Regions from separate parts of the Homo sapiens genome. Here region 1 is linked to region 2. Evidence: chromatin loops called from intact Hi-C (ENCODE). Cell type or tissue: chondrocyte. All regions are shown on one strand. Each heading gives the region's core, and the rest is flanking DNA. Links, peaks and the distances in the headings are about the cores only.

The links. Hi-C counts contacts between places; a loop is a spot of excess contacts. Peaks named below come from ENCODE experiments on the same cell type or tissue, not always from the same donor. Only the 100,000 strongest peaks of a DNase experiment are listed, where the experiment ranks them.
Region 1: it touches region 2 in a loop (5-fold over the local background); 2 of 110 quality-filtered maps call a loop at or near these places.

Annotation. Positions count from the first base shown.
Region 1 is chrX:65,816,469-65,828,084 of GRCh38, reverse strand. It overlaps the pseudogene CCNYL5. Among named protein-coding and RNA genes, the nearest start is that of MSN, 150 kb to the right of the region's middle. RefSeq lists a silencer at 5,623-5,772. In chondrocyte, for the core only: no CTCF peak of the experiment used is centred there; a DNase peak (open chromatin) is centred at 5,848.
Region 2 is chrX:65,759,830-65,771,445 of GRCh38, reverse strand. No RefSeq gene overlaps it. Among named protein-coding and RNA genes, the nearest start is that of MSN, 98 kb to the right of the region's middle. In chondrocyte, for the core only: no CTCF peak of the experiment used is centred there; no DNase peak of the experiment used is centred there.

The sequences.
Region 1 (11,616 bases), core at 1,818-9,817, 57 kb before region 2:
CTACTTTTATATTTTGCTTGGCTCTCTAAATTTGTTTCAGTTCTAGGTAAGGTTAAATCCTTCTCCTGTGATCTGGATTTTCAGGCTCCCCATTGAGGATGTGTGTTCAGAGGCAGACTTTCCCTCTTTCACACTTTGGGCACTCAGTTTTTCAGCTCTTTCTCGGAGTTTTCAACAGCACACTGCTTCTTTTAAAGGGTCTACGAATTCTTTGGTTTTCCAGGTATGCTCCTGCAGTAGTTCTTGGAGCAAAAGTCTACATGCTCTTCTGTCCATCCAAATGAAACCTGCATCTTGCCTCCTATCCACCATTTTCCTAAAAGTCTACAAAGGAAATTATTTTTGAGAGAATAGATGTGATTTTTAACCAGTCATGGAATTAATGTTTGTGCATTAGTCACAGCAATACAAAGTCTTCCCAAGAACATGTGTAATTTTTATTTATCATCCATGTGTTTTCATATCCTTAGAAGCAAAATGTATACTCAATCAATGTTATTAAAATTTGCAACTACTAATGGAATTATTATTTTTTTTTGTTTGGATCATAAAGGCATAGTAATATTTTGATTTTGCAAGTTTACTCCCAATAATTCTAGGTATTTAGTATGCCTTTTAAGCTAATTGTGAATGATAAACATAATCACAGAATACCTGTAAACATATTCACACTCTTCTCAGAAAGTCTGTCCTTGTAGAAACCAGGCTCTTTGTCAAAGTGATTGACAAAATCAAGTCTGGTGTCATGTCCTGAAGCTGAGAGGATGTTTAACCTGGCCTGAGAAAAGAGGCCCCTACTTCACGTCTGCTATCTTTGCCTTTGTCAAAAAATCCTACAAAAATATGAAACCTCAGAACCTCTCTTCAGAAAACATGGAATCCATTGAGTTAGAGCAGAAACAAACTACTGTAACCCAACCTCACACTGCAGCATTTAGTGGAGTCCCCCACCTGGTACTGCAGAATCAGAAACAGGAGCTGATTCTAGCCACAGGGTGCTCTGGCTTTCTCCTTAGCAAGACCCCTATCCCCATAGAAACCAAGTGAGTCAACCAGAAAGCCTGCAGCTTGCAGAGAAGGGTCCCTGGAAAAGAAGGTCTGGCACATGGTCCTATCCTCTATCCTGGTTCCTTTGAAAGCCAGCAAAAAATGATATTGGGTCATAAACTGCTTCTTACACTCTGTGCCCACAAAGATGAGAAGCCAGATTTATGGAAGAAAAGGATGAGGTTTCCCTCTATGTCCCAGTTTTCCCTATATCTCCTGAAATAGAAGGTTAGATGGGGAGTTAAATAGGAAAGTTAGGCAGAAAACAGTTTTGCCTGTCTCTTGATATCTAAATCCTTACACTACTAACTTACATAGTATACCAGGCCATCTAATGTTAGCAGCTACTATTTGTCAAGCAACTTCTATGGGCCTTGTCACCATCTACACACTTTACAAGCATTGTCTCATTTAAATTTGATTTTTACAACAACCCTCTAAAGTAGGTAATACTCTAAGCCTCATTTTACAAATGAAGAAATCAAGGTTAAGAAAGGTGCCCAAGGTCTCATAACCTTGAAGTGATAAGGCTGGGATTTGAACCCACATATGACTTCCACTCTGCTATGCTCCCTCTAAGACTGAAGTCCTGCCTATCTCTTTGCCAGCTCTCCTACCCAACCTCCCATCTCCAGCAACCCCACATATACTATACCTTATTACACTTCCAATGATCATCTGCTCAGACTATCACCTATCAAACTTTCTCATCTCAACTACCAGCTTTTTGTCTACTTATTTTGCTAGCTATTGAGAGAGGTATATTTATGTCTTTTGGTTTACTAATCATTTCTTTTACATGGTCTAAGCTGCTCTTAAATCTATCTGTTGAGATCTTTATTTCAATTTGTGTGCTCTTTTCCTTCTAGAATTCCCATCTGGTTCTTTTAAATAGATTTTAGCTCTCTGGAGTTCTCCTTATTTTAGCTATCTTTTTTCTTTTTCTTTTCTATTTTTGTGAACATATTAATCATAATTATTTAAAAGTCCTTGTCTGATAACAATAATATCTGAAACATCTATGGGTCTGTTTTGTTTCTATTGGCTATTTTTTCTCTTTCTCTTTCACGGTAAACCAGAATACCTCTGGTTTTTGGAATGTTAGCTCTCCAGGGTTTCCAATGGAGAATTTGGCATGTTTACCCTTGATGGGTCCAGAATTTTAATACTTGACTCGACACAGTTTAATGGCACTTTACTTTCAAAAGTTTTCTTTTTTTTTCTTTTTCATTTTATTATTATTATACTTTAAGTTTTAGGGTAGATGTGCACAATGTGCAGGTTAGTTACATATGTATACATGTGTCATGCTGGTGTGCTGCACCCATTAACTCGTCATTTAACATTAGGTATATCTCCTAAAGCGATCCCTCTCCCCCTCCCCCCACCCACAACAGTCCCCAGAGTGTGATGTTCCCCTTCCTGTGTCCATGTGTTCTCATTGTTCAATTCCCACCTATGAGTGAGAATATGCGGTGTTTGGTTTTTTGTCCTTGCGATAGTTTACTGAGAATGATGATTTCCAATTTAATCCATGTCCCTACAAAGGACATGAACTCATCCTTTTTTATGGTTGCATAGTATTCCATGGTGTATATGTGCCACATTTGCTTAATCCAGTCTATCATTGTTGGACATTTGGCTTGGTTCCAAGTCTGTGCTATTGTGAATAGTGCCGCAATAAATATACGTGTGCATGTGTCTTTATAGCAGCATGATTTATAGTCCTTTGGGATGGCTGGGTCAAATGATATTTCTAGTTCTAGATCCCTGAGGAATCACCAAACTGACTTCCACAAGGGTTGAACTAGTTTACAGTCCCACCAACAGTGTAAAAGTGTTCCTATTTCTCCACATCCTCTCCAGCACCTGTTGTTTCCTGACTTTTTAATGATTGCCATTCTAACTGGTGTGAGATGGTATCTCATTGTGGTTTTGATTTGCATTTCTCTGATGGCCAGTGATGGTGAGCATTTTTTCATGTGTTTTTTGGCTGCATAAATGTCTTCTTTTGAGAAGTGTCTGTTCATGTCCTTCACCCACTTTTTGATGGGGTTGTTTGTTTTTTTCTTGTAAATTTGTTTGAGTTCATTGTAGATTCTGGATATTAGCTCTTTGTCAGATGAGTAGGTTGCGAAAATTTTCTCCCATTTTGTAGGTTGCCTGTTAACTCTGATGGTAGTTTCTTTTGCTATGCAGAAGCTCTTTAGTTTAATTAGATCCCATTTGTCAATTTTGGCTTTTGTTGCCATTGCTTTTGGTGTTTTGGACATGAAGCCCTTGCCCATGCCTATGTCCTGAATGGTAATGCCTAGGTTTTCTTCTAGGGTTTTTATGGTTTTAGGTCTAACGTTTAAGTCTTTAATCCATCTTGAATTAATTTTTGTATAAGGTGTAAGGAAGGGATCCAGTTTCAGCTTTCTGCATATGGCTAGCCAGTTTTCCCAGCAACATTTATTCAATAGGGAATCCTTTCCCCATTGCTTGTTTTCATCAGGTTTGTCAAAGATCAGATAGTTGTAGATATGCGGTGTTATTTCTGAGGGCTGTGTTCTGTTCCATTGATCTATATCTCTGTTTTGGTACCAGTACCATGCTGTTTTGGTTACTGTAGCCTTGTAGTTTAGTTTGAAGTCAGGTAGAATGATGCCTCCAGCTTTGTTCTTTTGACTTAGGATTGACTTGGTGATGTGGGCTGTTTTTTGGTTCCATATGAACTTTAAAGTAGTTTTTTCTAATTCTGTGAAGAAAGTCATTGGTAGCTTGATGGGGATGGCATTGAATCGATAAATTACCTTGGGCAATATGGCCATTTCTCTTTAGCTTTTTAGCCTTCTGAGCTCCAGAATTTGGCAACCATCTTAAGGCAAAAACCAGCTATTCATAGGCTCAGCTCTCTGCCTTTCTCATGTAACTGTGCTCTGCCATATTCTCCTGTTTTGTTTCTCCAGCACCAAGGCACTACCAAAAGCTCTGTTGGTTTCTCTAACTCTCAGCAGCAGCCTTCTGACTGGGGCCATGTCTGTGTTTTCAGCCTACTGCAAACCAGAAAGCAGAAAATACCCACAAAGAAAAAGTAGCTGTACAAATGTTAGTTCACCTCTCTGCAGATTTTACAGGCTCATAGGTGGAAGGAGCTTGCCTTGTCTCAGATGAGACTTTGAATTGTGGAATTTTGGGTTAATGCTGAAATGAGTTAAGAGTTTGGGGGACTGTTGGGAAGGCATGATTGGTTTTGAAATGTGAGGACATGAGATTTGGCAGGGGCTGGGGTGGAATAATATGGTTTGGCTCTGTGTCCCCACCCAAATCTCATCCTGAGTTGTACTCCCATAATTGCCATATGTTATGGGAGGGACCCAGTGGGAGACAATTGAATCACGGGGGTGGTTTCCCCCATACTGTTCCCATGGTAGTGAATAAGTCTCACAAATCTGATGATTCTATCAGGGATTTCTGCTTTTGCGTCTTCCTCATTCTCTCTGCTTACTGCTGTCCATGTAAGATCTGACTTGATCCTCCTTGCCTTCTGCCATGATTGTGAGGTTTCCCCTGCCACGTGGAACTGTAAGTCCAATTAAACCTTTTTCTTTTGTAAATTGCCCAGTCTCAGGTTTGTCTTTATCAGCAGCGTGAAAACGGACTAATACACCAACCTACACCATCCTACCTTGGTCTTAAGATACCTGCACGCACACACACCCTCACCTACACTATTTCTCATTCCCTGATTTTGCAACTTGCCTTGCATCCTAACATCAAATCTAAAATGGTCTTTCTGACATTCCAATTTCTTTTTAGCAGCAACATAGCAACAATATTTTGTTGTCTTACTTTGAACCGTGATTAGTTAAAGTCCCCAGATATCATGACACCAAATAGTTGCCAGGCTAGGCCTCCTCCTTTACTTCTCATGAAATTCATTAAAAAAAAAAAAAAACTTTTATTTTAGGTTCAGGGGTACATGTGCAAGTTTGTTATGTAGGTAAACTTGTGTCACTTTTTTTGTAAAGATTATTCCATCACATACGTACTAAGCTTAGTACCCAATAATTATTTTTCCTGATCATCTCTCTTCTCCCACCCTCCACCCTCAAGTAGGCCCCAGTGTCCGTTGTTCCCCTCTCTATGTCCATGTGTTTGAATCTTTTAGCTCCCACTTATAAGTGAGGGCATGTGGTGTTTTGTTTGCTGTTCATGCATTAGTTTGCCAAGGATAATGGCCTCCAGCACCATCTATGTTCCTGCAAAGGACATGATCTCATTCTTGTTTATAGCTGCATATTATTCCATGGTTTATATGTACATTTTCTTTATGCAGTCTGTCATTGATGGGCATTTAGGTTGATTCCATGTCTTTGGTATTGTGAATAGTGCTGGGGTGAATATACACATGCATGTGTCTTTATGGTAGAAGTATTTATATTGTTTTGAGTATATACCCAGTAATGGGATTACTGGGTTTAATAGTAGTTCTGTTTTTAGCTCTTTGAGGAATCACCACACTGCTTTCCACAATGGCTGAACTCCCACCAACAGTATATAAGTGTTCTCTTGGCAGACAAGTCAGCTCACCGGAGGCGGAGGCAGCGTGGCGGCTGGGGTGTGGCGCAGGACCGAGCCCTGGCGGAGCAGGGCCGCGGGGCGGGCGGGTGAGCCCTGGGCGAGGTGGCCTCTGCTTGCTCAGTGTCCCCGCGCCATTGTTGGGGGAGGGGGCTGCTGCTGAGCGAGGCAGAGTAGGGCGCAAGCGAAGGCGCCAGAGGCGGCGGAGAGGGGCGGAGGCGCCCCATGGGGAACACGCTGACTTGTTGCGTGTCCCTCAATGCCAGCCCCAAGCTGGGCCGGCGCGCCGGATCCCCGCGTCCGACATCTACGAGGCGGCGTCCGGGGACGAGGTGGCGGTAGCGCCTGCTGCTGCGGAGCCTCCCGAGTTTGATTTCGGAGAAGGCGAGGGCCACCACCTGCAGCACATCAGCGACCGCGAGATGCCCAAAGATTTAGCATTGGAGTCAAACCCTTCTGACCATCCAAGGGCAAGCACAATTTTCCTGCGCAAATCTCAAACGGATGTGAGAGAAAAGAGGAAGAGCAACCATTTAAACCATGTATCTCCAGGGCAGCTTACTAAAAAGTATAGCTCATGCTCAACAATATTTCTATATGACAGCACAGTCAACCAGCCTAACCTTAGAACCACAGTAAAATGTGTGACCTTAGCAATATATCACCACATAAAGAACAGAGATGCAAATAGATCCCTGGATATTTTTGATGAGAGATCACATCCACTTACACGAGAAAAAGTTCCAGAAGAATAGTTTAAGCATGATCCTGAGCACAAATTTATTTACAGATTTGTTCATACTCCTTTTAGTGCTGCACAGCTAACAGCTGAATGTGCAATAGTAACTTTGGTTTACTTAGAAAAGCTTTTAACTTATGCTGAAACCAACATTTGTCCCACTAACTGGAAAAGGATTGGTCTGCGAGCCATTCTTGCCTCCAAGGTTTGGAACCATCAGGCTGTATGGAATATGGACTACTGCCAGATCTTCAAGGACATTACAGGTGAGGACATGAATGAAATGGAAAGGCATTTTTTGATGCTTCTTCAGTTTAATCTTAATGTTCCTGCCAGTGTTTATGCCAAATACTACTTTGATCTTCGCTCCTTAGCAGATGACAATAACCTGAATTTTCTATTTGCTCCTCTTAGCAAAAAAAGAGCACAGAACCTAGAGGCTATTTCTAGATTGTGTGAAGACAAAGACTTGTGGAGAGCCCTATGAGAAGGTCTTTCAGCACTGATGACTTCATTGGTATTCAGCACTCTAAAGCCATCCTCTCTTAAAGGGAGAAATGAGGGGTTATAACGTCACAGGACCTTTATCTACAAAGACTGGAGAAATATCACCTTTCCTGCTCAAAACCCAGCAAAATTAGTGTTTTCATTAAAAGGATAGATCTCGAATTCAAGAGATTCATGGACAACAAGGATTGTACTCCATAGAAAAGAATGGGACCTTGTCAATGCAACAAAACATTCTTCTGTCCTTTTTAATGTAAACAGAGTTACAAAAAACACTCCAAAGTGAAGGTTCCTTTCCCACACAGATATTTGCTTACTATATGGGCTGATAGCTGTGAACTATGTAAGGTTTTTTTAAACAATAGTTTAAATTTTTAAACTTTAAAGACACTAACCATATAACTTTTATGCTTTTTCCAATTTTTCTCCCTCCCCACATTTTGCTGCATATGCCTTTAGAATCAATGCAGTATTATCATTAAAACATGGTACTCTAAAGACACTTAGGAGCAGACTGCACCATTGTTAGGTAATGAAGGATTCTTCCTCCCTACCATTGAAGCTGCTAGTCATAGGCAATCATTTTAAGCCAAAAACCTGCTGGATAACATTTGTCATTCATATTCTTTGCAAACATTACTTTAGCATTTTAGCATGTTTGGGGTCATAAACAGAGGAAGTATCGTTATTGATATCTACTTCTTTTATTTATTTATTTTTTATTATACTTTAAGTTCTGGGGTAATGTGCAGAACGTGCAGTTTTGTTACACAGGTATACATGTGCCATGGTGGTTTGCTGCACCCATCAACCCGTCACCTATATTAGGTATTTCTCCTAATGCTATCCCTCCCCTATCCCCCCACCCCCCAACAGGCCTCGGTGTGTGATATTTCCCTCCCTGTGTCCATGTGTTCTCATTGTTCAACTCCCACTTATGAATGAGAACATGCAGTGTTTAGTTTTCTGTTCTTGTGATAGTTTTCTGAGAATGATGGCTTCCAGCTTCATCCATGTCCCAGCAAAGGACATGAACTCATCCTTTTTTATGGCTGCATAGTATTCCATGGTGTGTATGTGCCACATTTTCATAATCCAGTCTATCACTGATGTACATTTGGGTTGGTTCCAAGTCTTGCTATTGTGAATAGTGCTGCAATAAACATACATGTGCATGTGTCTTTATAGTAGCATGATTTATAATCCTTTGGGTATATACCCAGTAATGGAATCACTGGGTCAAATGGTATTTCTAGCTCTATATCCTTGAGGAATCACCACACTGTCTTCCACAATGGTTGAACTAATATTACACTCCTACCAACAGTGTAAAAGCATTCCTATTTCTCCACATCCTCTCCAGCATCTGCTGTTTCCTGACTTTTTAAAGATCACCATTCTAACTGGCATGACATGGATTTGCATTTCTCTAATGACCAGTGATGATGAGCATTTTTTCATATCTTTGTTGGCTGCATGACTTCTCCTTCTTCTATTGGGGTCCATGTTGCATTTCTTGTGAACTAAGAATGATGCTTCTCATTTTCTGATAATTTTTCCCTTGTTAAATAAGTGTATTAATACATATTTTCATAATGCCAACCAACATGGTGGCTTAGTGACAATGAAAAAAAAAAGTAAAGCGGTTTTAAGCTTTAATATAGCTCAGGCCCTCGAAGGCACTGCAGCGTGAGTATAAATGCTATGAACCTTTTAAAAAACATCGTTTGAAAAAATTTTTTTAAGAGATGAGGTCTTGCTCTGTTGTCCAGGCTGGAGTGCAGTGGCTGTTCACAGGTGCAATCATGGTGCACTGCAGCCTAGAACTTCTGACCTCAAGCCATCCTCTAGCATCAGTGACATGAGTGGCTGGGACTACAGGCACACCTGGCACTTGTCTCCTGAATAGTTTAATTTTTTGTTTCAGTCACTTTTGAAGATAGCAGACTTTCACTGAGGCAAACAATTAAAAGCTTTATATTAAAAATTTGCAAAATGAAGCTGGGTGTGGTGGTGCATGCCTATAATCCCACCTGCTTGGGGGGCTGGGGTTGGAGGACTGCTTGAGGTCAAGTATTGGAGGCTGCAGTGCACCATGATGGTGCCTATAGGAATTGCTACTGCACTCCAAACTGGACAACATAGCGAGACCACATCTCTTAAAAAAATGCAAAATTAAATGCGAAAGAAAAGGGCTGGACATAGTGATTCATGCCTACAATCTCAGTACTTTGCATGGCTGAGGTGGGAGGATTGCTTGAGCACAGGTGTTCAAGACCAGTCTAGGCAACATATTGATACCCTGTCTGTAAAAAAAATAATAATAAATAAAAATAATTAGCTGGATGTGGTTGCATGTGTCTGTAGTCCTAGCTACCCTGGAGGCTGAGGTCGGAGGATCACTTGAGCCCAGGAGGTCAAGGCTGCAGTGAGCCATGATCATGCCACTGCACTCCAGCCTGGGTAACTTCCAGACCCTGTCTAAAATAAAAAAAGAAAAAGAAAAACGTTCAAACAAGTTTTTGTAAAGGTTTGTGGTTTGTAGCATTTATACTTCTACATATATCAAAGCTTAAAATTACACTAAACTTTTGGAATACCTTGTATCTCCATAAAATGCCCTCCTCTTTTTAAAAGTAGCTACTTGCAGGGTTGTGCTCTATATGCTTTGATCACCAAAGTTTCTTTAATGTAAAGGAAGATTTTGAAGAGCAGTGTTAATTAGCATGTAATAAAAGGAAATGGACCCTAATGATAGAAGGTGATATGAACAGTTCTTTTATCATCCTACGTTACCAAGCTGTAGGTGTCCCATTAAGTCCTGCTATTTAAGAAACTACTTACATAACCCTTAGGAAGTCTTACTTCAGGCTTTAAAAGGCAAGGAGCAAATAATTTTAGGAGACTGATAACAAAGTCACCTAAATTTGAAATATTAAAAAGAGATTAGTGTTCTAAACTAGATGAAATCTATTTCTGGCCGGGTGTGGTAGCTCACACCTGTAATCCTAGCACTTTGAGAGGCTAAGGCTGGCAGATTACCTGAGGTCATGAATTCGAGACCAGCCTGGCCAGCATGGGGAAACCCCGTCTCTACTAAGAATACAAAAATTGGCCGGGCGTGGTAGCGTGCACCTGTGGTCTCAGCTGCTTGGGGGACTGAGACAGGAGAATTGCTTGAACCCGGGAGGCGGAGGTTGCAATGAGCAGAGATGGTGCCACTGCACTCCAGCCTGGGCGACAAAGTGAGACTCTGTCTCAAAAATAAAATAAAATAAAATAAAATAGAAAAGAAAAGCTAATAAACTCTATTTTAATTTTACAAAAAAGTGTTCTCTTTTCTCCACAAGCTTGCCAGTATCTTTTATTTTTTTGATATTTTAATAATAGCCATTCTGACTGCTGTGAGATGGTCTCTCATTGTAGTTTTGATTTGCATTTCTCTAGTCATCAGGAATATTGAGCTTTATTTCATATGCATGTTGGCCACATGTATGTCTTCTTTTGATAAATGTCTATTAATGTTCTCTGCCCACTTTTTAATAGGGTTGTTTGTTTGTTTTTTTCTTGGAAATTTGTTAAAGTTTCTTATAGATGCTGGATGTTAGACCTTTGTATGTTGCATAGTTTGCAAATATTTTCTCCTGTTCTGTAGGTTGTCTGTTTACTCTGTTGATAGTTTCTGTTGCTGTGCAAAAGCTCTTTAGTTTAATTATTTCCCATCTGTCAATTTTTGCTTTTGTTGCAGTTGCTTTTGGTGGATTCATCATGAACTCTTTGCTAGTTCTTATGTCCAGAATGGTATTGCCTACGTTGTCTTCCAGGGTTTTTATAGTTCTGGGATTTACATTTAAGTCTTCAATCCATCTAGAGTTGATTTTTATATATTGTATAAGGATGAGGTCCAGTTTCAATCTTCTGCATAGTGCTAGCCAGTTATCTCAGCACCATTTATTGAATAGGGAGTCCTTTTCCTGTTGCTTTTGTCAGCTTTGTCAAAGTTCAGATGGTTGTAGGTGTGTGTCCTTATTTCTGGGCTCTCTAATCTGTTTAATTGGTCTATGTGTCTGTTTTTCTATGAGTACCATGCTATTTTGGTTGTTGTAGCCCTGTAGTATAGTTTGAAGTTTGGTGATGTGATGCCTCCAGCTTTGTTCTTTTTGCTTAGAATTGCCTTGGCTATTTGGGATCTTTTTTGGTTCCATATGAATCTTAAAATAGTTTTTGCTTTTTCTTTCTTTTTTTGTTTTTTGAGAGGGAGTCTCGCTCTGTTGCCCAGGCTGGAGTGCAAAGGCACGATCTCAGCTCACTGCAACCTCCACCTCCCGGATTCAAGTGATTCTTCCAACTCAGCCTCCCAAGTAGCTGGGATTACAGGTACCCATCATCACGCCCGGCGAATTTTTGTATTTTTGTAGAGATGGGGGTTTCACCATGTTCAGGCTGGCCTTGAACTCATGATCTCAGGTGATCCACCCTCCTCAGCCTCCCAAAGTGCTGGGATTACAGGTGTGAGCCAACACATCTGGCCTTAAAATATTTTTTTCTAGTTTGGTGAAAAATGTCATTGGTAGTTTGATATAGTATTGACTCTGTACATTGCTTTGGGCAGTATGGCCATTTTAATGATACTGATTTCTCCTGTCCATAAGCATGGAATGTTTTTCCCTTTGTGTCATTTTTGATTTCTTTGAGCAGTGTTTTGTAATTATCATTACAGAGAACTTTCTCCTAACTGGTTAGTTGTATTCCTAGGTATT
Region 2 (11,616 bases), core at 2,389-10,388:
CCTGACCAACATGGTGAAACCCCATCTGTACTAAAAATACGAAAATTACCCGGGAGTGGTGGTGGGTGCCTGTAGTCCCAGCTACTTGGGAGGCTAAGGCAGGAGAATCTTTGAACCCGGGAGGCGGAGGTTGCAGTGAGCTGAGATCACACCACTGCACCCCAGCCTGGGCAACAGAGCGAGACTCTGTTTCAAAAAAAAAATATGTATATATATATATATATTTATTTGAGAAATATATATATTTATATATAATATATATTATATATAAATATATTATATATATTATATATTATCTAGATAATATAGATAATATATATTATCTATATTATCTAGATAATATATATTATCTAGATAATATAGATAATATATATTATCTATATTATATAGATAATATATATTATCTAGATAATATATATTATATATATTATCTAGATAATATATATTTATATATAAATATAATAAATATATACATATAAAATAAAAAAGAATGCTTACTCTTATCACTCTTTTGGTTGTTGTTGAGTCAGAGTCTTACTTTGCCACTCAGGCTGGAGTGCAGTGGTGTGATCTCAGCTCACTGCAACCTCCGTCTCCCGGGTTCAAGTGATTCTCCTGCCTCAGCCTCCTGAGTAGCTGGGATTACAGGCACACACCACCACACCCAGCCAATTTTTGTATTTTTAGTAGAGACAAGGTTTCACCATGTTGGCCAGGATGGTCTCTATCTCCTCACCACGTGATCTGCCTGCCTTGGCCTCCCAAAGTGCTGGGATTACAGGCATCAGCCACCACACCTGGCACTTATCACTCTTATTTCTAGCCATCACAATAAGGCAAAAGAGGAAACAAAGAAAACAGATTGTGAAGGAAGAAGTAAAATTGTCCCTATTTACATGTGAAATGATGATCTACATAGGAAATATCAAGAGATATACAAAAAACTTATTAGAACTAATATGGGAACTCATCAAGGTCACAGGACCCAACATCAACACACAAAAATCATTCGCATTTTTATATAGTAATAATGACCACGTGGAAATCAAAATTTAAAACACAATATAATGTACAATCACTCAAAGAAAATATTTAATTATACATGCAAGAAAACATGTATAGTTCTGTAGGCTAAAAATTACCAATGCTAATGAAAGAAAATGATGAAGACCTGAATAAATAGAAAGGCATTTGTATTAGTCCATACTCGCATTGCTATAAGGAACTACCTGAGATTGGATAATTTATTTTAAAAAAGAGCTTTAATTGGCTCATGGTTCCACAGGCTGTACAGGAAGCATGGCTGAAGAGGCCTCAGGAAACTGACAATCATGGCAAAAGGTGAAGAGGAAGGAGGCACATCTTACAAGGCCAGAGCAGGATGAAGAAAGGGTGAAGGGGGAGGTGCTACACAGTTTTAAACAACTAGATCTTGTGAAAACTCGCTCAGTATCACAAGAACAGCAAGGGGGAAGTTTGCCCCCATGATCCAATCACCCCCTACCAGGCCCCTTCTCTAACATTAGGGATTATATTTGACATGAGATTTGGGTGGGGATATAAATCCGAACCATCTCATTCTGCTCCTGGTACCTCTCAAATCTCATGTACTTCTCACATTGTAAAATATAATAATCCCTTCTCAACAGTCTGCCAAGTCTTAACTCATTTCAAGATTAACTCAAAAGTCCATAGTGCAAAGTCTCATTTGAGACAAGGCAAATCCCTTTCACCTATGTGAAAGCCTGTAAAATCAAAAACAAGTTAGTTATTTCCAAGATACAATCAGGTACAGGCATTGGGTAAACACAATTATTCCAAAAGAGAGACAGGCAAAACAAAGAGACTACAGGCCCCATGCAAGTCCATAACCCAGCAGGGCAGTCATTAAATCTTAAAACTCCAAAATAACTTCTTTTGACTCCGTGTCTCAAATCCAGGCCATCCTGATGCAAGGGGTGGGTTCCCAAGGCCCAGAGCACCTGTTCCCCTGTGGCTCTGCAGGGTACAGCTCCCTCAGCTGCTTTCATGGACTGGCATTGAGTGCCTGCAGCTTTTCCAAGAGCATGGTGCAAGCTGTCAGTGGATCTACCATTCTGGGGTCTGGAGGATGGTGGCTGTCTTCTCACAGCTCCACTAGGTAGTGCCCCAGTGGAGACTCTGTGTGGGGGATCCACCCCACATTTCCCCTCCTCACTGCCCTAGTAGAGGTTCTCCATGAGGTCTCTGCTCCTGCAGCAGACTTCCGAACGGACATCCAGGTGTTTCCATACATCCTCCAAAATCTAGGTAGAGGCTCCCAAGCCTCCACTCTTGCCCTATGTGCACCTGCAGGCCTAACACCATGTTGAAGCTGTCAAGACTTACAGCTTGCACTCTGTGGAGCAGTGGCCTGAGACATGTCTGGGGCCCTTTTTAGCCACAACTGGAGCTGGAGTGACTAAGATGCAGGGAGCAGTGTCCCAAGGCTGAGCAGGGCAGCGGGCTCTGGGCCTGACCATGAAACTATTCTTCCCTTCTAGGCCAGGCCTGTGATGGGAGGGGCTGCCACAATGGTCTCTGAAATGCCTTCAAGACATTTTCCCCATTGTTTTGGCTATTAACATTCAGCTCCTCTTCATTTATGCAAATTTCTGCAGCTGGCTTGAATTCCTCCCAAGGAAACCAAAATTTTTTTTCTACCACATGGTCAGGCTGCAAATTTTCTAAACTTTTATGTTCTGCTTCCCTTTCAAATATAAGTTCCAGTTTCAGATCATCTCTTTGCCCATGCATATGACCATATGGTGTTAGAAGCAGTCTGGCTACATCTTGAACATTTTGCTGCTTAGAAATTTCTTCCATCAGATACCCTAAATCATCATTCTCAAGTTCAAAGTTCCAAAGATCCCTAGAGCAGGGGCACAATGTTTCCAGTCTCTTTGCTAAAGCATAGCAAGAATGACTTTTTCTCTAGTCCCCAGTAAGTTCCTCATCTCCATCTGAAACCTCCTGAGCCTGGACTTCATTGTCCATATCACTATCAGTATTTTGGTCACAACCATTCAACAAGTCTCTAGGAAGTTCCAAACTTTCCCTCATCTTGCTGTCTTCTATTGAGATCTCCAAACTGTTCCAACCTCTGCCCATCGCCCAGTTCTAAAGTTGCTTACAGATTTTCAGGTATCTTTATAGCAATGCCCCACTCCTAGGTACCAATTTTCTGTTATTAGTTCATTCTCTCGTTGTTATAAAGAAATACCTGAGACTGGGTAATTTGCAAAGAAAGGACGTGTAGTTGGCTTATGGTTCTTCAGGCTGTACAGGAAGCATGGCTGGGGAGGCCTCAGGAAATTTACAATGATGGCGGAGGCAAATAAAAAGGAAGCATGTTTTACCTGGCCAGAGCAGGAGGAAAAGAGGATGAAGTGGGAGATGTTACATACTTTTAAACAACCAGATCTCATGAGAACTCACTCACTATCATGAGAAAAGCAAGGGAGAAATCCACTCCTATGATCCAATCACCTCTCACCAGGCCCCTCCTCTGGGCCCTCCACTGGGGATTACAATTCAACATGAGATTTGGGCGGGGACACAAATCCAAACCATATCAGCATTCTATGTCCATGGATTGGAAGACTAAATATTCTTAAGATGGCAATACTATTCAAATTGAGCTAGAAATTCAAAACAATTCCTAACAGAACCCCAGCTAAGTTATTTGTAGAAATTGACAAGCTGATCCTAAAATTCATATGTAAATTCAAAGAGATCAAAATAGTCAAAACAATTTTTAAAAAGAAGAGCAATAATGGAATACTAGCACTCCTCAATGTCGAATTTTACTATGCAGGTACTGCAGTCAGTGCAGTGTGCTACCTGCATAAGGACAGACATATAAAATTTTTAGTTCTGAAATAAACCTTCATATTTACAGTCAATGATTTTCAACAAAAATGCCAAGGGGAAAAAATAATCTTTAAAAAACAGTGCTAGGATAATTGGATAAACACACATAAAAAATAGAGTTGAACCCCCTACTTCACACCATATATAACAATTAACTCAAAATTGGTCAAAGACCTAAATGTAAGAGCTGAAACTATAACACTCATAGAATAAAATATTAGGAGTAAATCTTTGTAACCTTCTATGAAACAATGATTTCTTAGATATGACACTAAAGGCAAAAGAACAAAATAAAAAATAGGTAAACTGGACATCATCAAAGTTAAAATCTTTGTGCTTCAAACGATGCTATCAAGAAAGTAGAAAGGCAACCCATAGAATGGAAAAATACATTTGTAAAACATACATCTAATAAGGGACTTAAATCTAAAATATATAAAGAAAATTTTAACATCAACAATAAAAAACAACATAATTAGGTAAAGGATCTATATAGACATTTCTCCAAAGAAGATATTTAAATGGCCAATAAACATATGAAAAGTTTCCCAACATTATTTTTTATTAGGGTATTATAAATTAAAACCACAGTGAGATACCACTTTACACCCACTAGAATAGTATCTTAGTCAATTTTGTGTTACTATAAAAGAATACCTGAGACTGGGTAATTTACAAAGAAAAGAGATTTATTTTGCTCACAGTTCTACAGGCTGAGAAGTTCAAGAGCACAGCCCTGTCTTCTGATGAGGGTTTTTTGCTGCATCACAACATGGCAAAGAGGGTCAAAGGGGAAACAGGCACCTGTGAAGACAGGAAAATCTGAGGGACATCCTGGCTTTATAACAATCTACTCTCACAGTAACTAATCCATTCCTACAAGAACTAATCCAATCTTGTAAGAGTGAGAATTCACTGCTACGAGAATGTCACCAAGCCATCCATGAGGAATCAGCTTCAATTACCCAAATACCACTCACCGACCCCACCTCCCAACATCACTACACTGGGAATCAAATTTCAGCATGAGCTTTACTGGGGACAAACAAACCATATCCAAACCATAGCAGATGGCTAAAATTTTTAAATGACAAAAATAAATGTTAGCAAGAATGTATACAATAGGAATGGAAAGAAAGTATATACAATAAGTCACATTCAGGATAAGGTCATCTGAAAAACATGTCCTTTGACTAATTCCACTGCATTCTTCAAATCTGTCAAAAGACTGATTTGATTTTAATGAAACATTTACTAGGCCCCTGTTATTTGCAAAGTCCCACCATAGACACCATGGAGGATAAGAAAAAATCTAGTTTCTATTTTCGAGGCACAAGCAGTTGCAAAAGCTAAAATTAAACTCAAATTAAGGAAGAAATCATATATATGCCCCCCAAAAAAAGAAAATATTCTGAATGCTTAAACTCATGCATCTGTGTGCATACACATACACCATAAACAAAGTTGACAAATGGGATGGAGGGTATATTTAAATTATCTATAACAAAGGATATATTTCAAGAATTATATAAATAATTCTTTTAAATCATAAAAAATCAATTCCTCAATTTAAAAAATGGCAAGGGACATGGAAAGGCAATTCAAATGAGAACAAACACTAGTAATCAGTACACATGAGAAAAAGTCATTTATATTTTTAAAATTTTTTTTAAATTTAAATATTTAACCTATTAATTCAGCACCTAATAACATAAAAGAAGATTGTTAGAATTAACCACATGGAAATAAAAATTAATACAACTTTTTATTATATAAATTAATACAACAGTTTGGCCATATACATTAAGGTACCCAGCTCCTCTCATAGGGAATGGTTAGACAGTGGATGCAGCCCATGGAGGGCGAGCTGAAGCAGGGTGGGGCATCACCTCACCCGAGAAGCACAAGGGGTCGGGGAACTCCCTCCCTAGACAAGGGAAGCCTTGAAAGACTGTGGCTTGAGGAATGGTGCACTCCAGCCCAGATACTACACTTTTCCCATGGTCATCGCAACTGGCAGACCAGGAGATTCCCTCTGGTGCCTATGCTACCAGGGCCCTGGTTTTCAAGTACAAAACTGGGTGGCCATTTGGGCAGACATCGAGCTAGCTGCAGGAGTTTTTTTTCATACCCCAGTGGTGTCTGGAATGCCAGCGAGACAGAACCATTCACTCCCCTGGAAAGGAGGCTGAGGCCAGAAAGCCAAGTGGTCTAGCTCAGCAGATCCTAACTCCATGGAGCCCAGCAAGCTAAGATTCATTGGCTTGAAATTCTTGCTGCCAGCACAGCAGTCTGAAGTCAACCTGGGAGGCTCAAGCTTGGTGAGGGGAGGGACATCTGCCATTACTGAGGCTTGTGTAGGTGGTTTTCCCCTCACAGTGTAAACAAAGCCACGGAGAAATTCCAACTGGGCACAGCCTTCCACAGCTCAGAAAATCCTCTGAAGCCAGACTGCCTCTCTAGATTCCTCTTCTCTGGGCAGGGCATCTCTGAAAAATAAGGCAGCAGCCCCAGTCAGGGGCTTATAGATAAAACTCCCAACTCCCTAGGACAGAGCACCTGGGGAAAGGGGCAGCTGTGGGCACAACTTCAGCAGACTCAAACACTTCTGCATGCCAGCACTGAAGAGAGCAGCGAATCTCCCAGCACAGCGCTCCAGCTCTGCTAAGGGACAGACTGGCTCCTCAAGTGGATCCCTGACCTCTGTGCCTCCTGACTGGGAGGGGTTGACAGACACCACATACAGGAGAGCTCCGGCTGGTATCTGGCAGGTGCCCCTCTGGGACAAAGCTTCCAGAAGAAGGAACAGGCAGCAATCTTTGCTGTTCTGCAGCCTCCACTGGTGACACCCAGGCAAACAGGGTCTGGAGTGGACCTCCAGCAAACTCCAGCAGACCTGCAGCAGAGGGGCCTGACTATTAGAAGGAAAACTAACAAACAGAAAGGAATAACATCAACATCAACAAAAAGGGCATCCACACAGAAACCCCATCCAAAAGTCACCAACATCAAAGACCAAAGGTAGATAAATCCACGAAGATGGGGAGAAACCCACGCAAACAGGCTGAAAATTCCAAAAATGCCCTTTTTCCTCCAAAGAATTACAACTCCTTGCCAGCAAGGAAACAAAACTGGATGGAGAATGAGTTTGATGAATTGACAGAAGTAGGCTTCAGAAGGTGGGTAACAACAAACTCTTCAAAGCTAAAGGAGCATGGTCTAATCCAATGCAAGGAAGCTAAGATCCTTGAAAAAAAGTTAGATGAATTGCTAACTAGAATAACCAATTTAAAGAACATAAATAACCAGATGGACCTGAAAAACACAGCACAAGAACTTTGTGAAGCATACACAAGTATCAATAGCCGAATTGATAAAGCAGAAAAAAAGATATCAGAGATTGAAATCAGCTTAATTAAATAAAGCGTGAAGACAAAATTAGAGAAAAAAAATGAAAAGGCACGAACAAAGCCTCCAAGAAATATGGGACTATGTGAAAAGACCAAACCTACGTTTGATGGGTGTACATGAAAATGATGGGGAGAATGAAAACAAGTTGGAAAACACTCTTCAGGATATTATCCAGAAGAACTTCCCCATGCTAGCAAGACAGGCCAACATTCAAATTCAGGAAATACAGAGAGCACCTCAATGATATTCATCGAGAGAGCAACCCCAAGACACATAATCTCATCAGATTCACCAAGGTCGAAATGAAGGAAAAAATGTTAAGGGCAGCCAGAGAGAAAGGTCGGGTTACCCACAAAAGGAAGTTAATCAGACTAACAGCGGATGTCTCTGGAAAAAACCCTACAAGCCAGAAGAGAGTGGGGGTTAATATTCAACATTCTTAAAGAAAAGAATTTTCAACCCAGAATTTCATATCCAGCCAAACTAAGCTTCATAAACGAAGGAAAAATAAAAGCTGAGAGACTTTTTCACCACCAGGCCTGCCTTACAAGAACTCCTGAAGGTAGCACTAAACATGGAAAGGAAAAACCAGTACCAGCCACCACAAAAACATACCAAATTGAAAAGACCATTGACACTATGAAGAAACTTCATCAACTAATGGCCAAAATAACCAGCTAGCATCATAATGACAGGATCAACTTCACACATAACAATATTAACCTTAAATGTAAACAGGCTAAACACCCCAATTAAAAGACACAGCCTGGTAAATTGGTTAAAGAGAGGAGACCCATCAATGTGCTGATTCAGGAGACTCATCTCACTTGCAAAGACACATATAGGCTCAAAATAAAGAGATGGAATAATATTTCCAAAGCAAATGGAAAGCAAAAAATAGCAGGGGTTGCAATCCTAGTCTCTGATAAAACAGACTTGAAACCAACAAAGATCAAAAGAGACAAAGAAGGGCATTATATTATGGTAAAGGGATCAATGTAACAAGAAGAGCTAACTATCCTAAATATATATGCACCCAATACAGGAGCACACAGATTCATACAGCAAGTTCTTGGAGACCTACAAAGAGACTTAGACTCCCACATAATGATAGTGGGAGACTTTAACACACCACTGTCAATATTAGACAGATCAACGAGACAGAAAATTAACAAGCATATCCAGGACTTGAACTCAGCTCTGGACCAAGCAGAACTAATACACATTTACAGAACTCTCCACCCCCAACCAACAGACTATACATCCTTCACAGCGTCACATCACACTTATTCTAAAATTGACCACATAATTGGAAATAAAGCACTCCTTAGCAAATGAAAAAAACGGAAATCATAACAGTATCTCAGATCACAGTGCAATAAAATTAGAACTCAGGATTAAGAAACTCACTCAAAACCACACAACTACATAGAAACTGAACAACCTGTCCCTGAATGACTACAGGGGAAATAACAAAGTTAAGGCAGATCTAAGTAAGTTCTTTGAAACACATGAGAACAAAGACACAATGTACCAGAATCTCTGGGACACAATTAAAGCAGTGTTTAGAGGAAAATTTATAGCACTAAATGCTCATAAGAGAAAGCAGGAAAGATCTAAAATTGACACACTAACATCACAATTAAAAGAACTAGAGAAGCAAGAGCAAACAAATTCGAAAGCTAGCAGAAGGCAAGAAATAGCTAAAATCAGAGCAGAACTGAAGAAGATAGAGACACAAAAAACCCTTCAAAAAAATCAATGAATCCAGGAGCTGGATTTTTGAAAAGATCAACAAAATAGACCACTAGCCAGAATAATAAAGAAGAAAAGAGAGAAGAATCAAATAGACGCAATAAAAAATGATAAAAGGAATATGACCATTGATCCCACAGAAATACAAACTACCATCAGAGAATACCATAAACACATCTATGCAAATGAACTAGAAAATCTACAAGAAATGGATAAATTCCTGGACACATACACCCTCCCAAAACTAAACCAGGAAGAAGTCGAATCCCTGACTAAACCAATAACACCTTCTGAAATTGAGGCAGTAATTAATAGCCTACCAACCAAAAAAAGTCCAGGACCAGACAGATTCACAGCCAAATTCTACCAGAGGTACAAAGAGGAGCTGGTACCATTCCTTCTGAAACTATTCCAAACAATAGAAAAAGAGGGACTGCTCCCTAACTTATTTTTTGAGGCCAGCATTATACTGATACCAAAACCTGGCAGAGACGCACACACAAAAAAAGAAAATTTCAGGCCAAGATCCCTGATGAATATCGATGTGAAAATCCTCAATAGAATACTGGAAAAGCGAATCCAGCAACACATTAAAAAGCTTATCCACCACGATCAAGTTGGCTTCATCCCTGGGATGCAAGGCTGGTTCAACATATGCAAATCAATAAATGTAGTCCATCACATAAACAAACCAATGACAAATTCCACATGATTATCTCAATAGATGCAGAAAAGGCTGTTGATAAAATTCAACACAACTTCATGCTAAAAACTCTCAATGAACTAGCTATTGATGGAATGCATCTCAAAATAATAAGAGCTATTTCTGAAAAAACCCACAGCCAATATCACACTGAATGGGCAAAAACTAAAGGCATTCCCTTTGAAAACCTGCACAAGATAAGGATGCCCTCTCTCACTGCTCCTATTCAAAATAGTATTGGAAATTCTGTCCAGGGCAATCAGGCAAGAAAAAGAAATAAAGCGTATTCAAATAGGAAGATAGGAAATCAAATTGTCTCTGCAGATGATAGGATTGTATTTTTAGAAAACCTTGTCGTCTCAGCCCAAAAACTCCTTAAGCTGATAAGCAACTTCAGCAAAGTCTCAGGACAGAAAATCAATGTGCAAAAATCACAAGCATTCCTATACACCAATTATAGACAGAGAGCAAAATCATGAGTGAACTCCAATTCACAATTGCTGCAAAGAGAATAAAATACCTAGGAATCCAACTTACAAGTGATGTGAAGGACCTCTTCAAGGAGAATTACAAACTACTGCTCAAGGAAATAAGAGGGGACACAAACAGGTGGAAAGATATTCCAGGCTCATGAATAGGAAGAGTTGTGAAAATGGCCATATTGTCCAAAGTAATTTATAGATTCAATGCTGTCCCCATCAAGCCACCACTGACTTTCTTCACAGAATTAGAAATACTACTTTAAATTTCATATGGACCAAAAAAGTGCCCACATAGCCAAGACAATCCTAAGCAAAAAGAACAAAGCTGGAGGCACCATGCTACCTGACTTCAAACTATACTACAAGCCTACAGTAACCAAAACAGCATGGTACTAGTACCAATACAGATATATAGACCAATGAAACAGAACAGAGGCTTTAGAAATAATGCCACACATCTACAACCATCTGATCTTTGACAAACCTGACAAAAACAAGCAATGGGAAAGGGTTCTCTATTTAGTAAATGGTATTGGGAAAACTGGCTAGCCATATACAGAAAACTGAAACTGGACCCCTTCCTTACACCTTGCATAAAAATTAATTCAAGATGGATTAAAGATGTAAAAATAAGACCTAAAACCATAAAAACCCCAGAAAAAAGCCTAGGCAATACCTTTCAGGACATAGGAATGGACAAAGACTTCATGACTAAAACACAAAAAGCAATGGCAACAAAAGCCAAAACTGACAAATGAGATCTAATTGAACTAAAGAGCTTCTGCACAGCAAAAAAAAAAAAATTAAAAAAAAAAAAAAAAAAACTACCATCAGAGTGAACTGGCAACCTACAGAATGGAAGAAAATTTTTGCAATCTATCCATGTGACAAAGGGCTAATATCCAGAATCAACAAAGAACTTAAACTTACAAGAAAAAAATCATACAACCTCATCAAAAAGTGGGCAAAGGATATGAACAGACACTTCTCAAAAGAAGACATTTGTGCAGCCAAGAAACATATGAAAAAAGGCTCATCATCACTGGTCATTAGTGAAATGCAAATCAAAACCACAATGAGATACCATCTCACACCAGTTAGAATGGCAATTATTAAAAAGTCAGGAAACCACAGATGCTAGAGAGGATGTGGAGAAATAGGAATGCTTTTACACTGTTGGTGGGAGTGTAAATTATTTCAACCATTGTGGAAGACAGTGTGGTGATTCCTCAAAGATCTAGAACCAGAAATACCATTTGACCCAGCAATCCCATTACTGGACATATACCCAAAGGATTATAAATCATTTTACTATAAAGACATATGCACACGTATGTTTATTGCAGCACTATTCACAATAGCAAAGACTTGGAA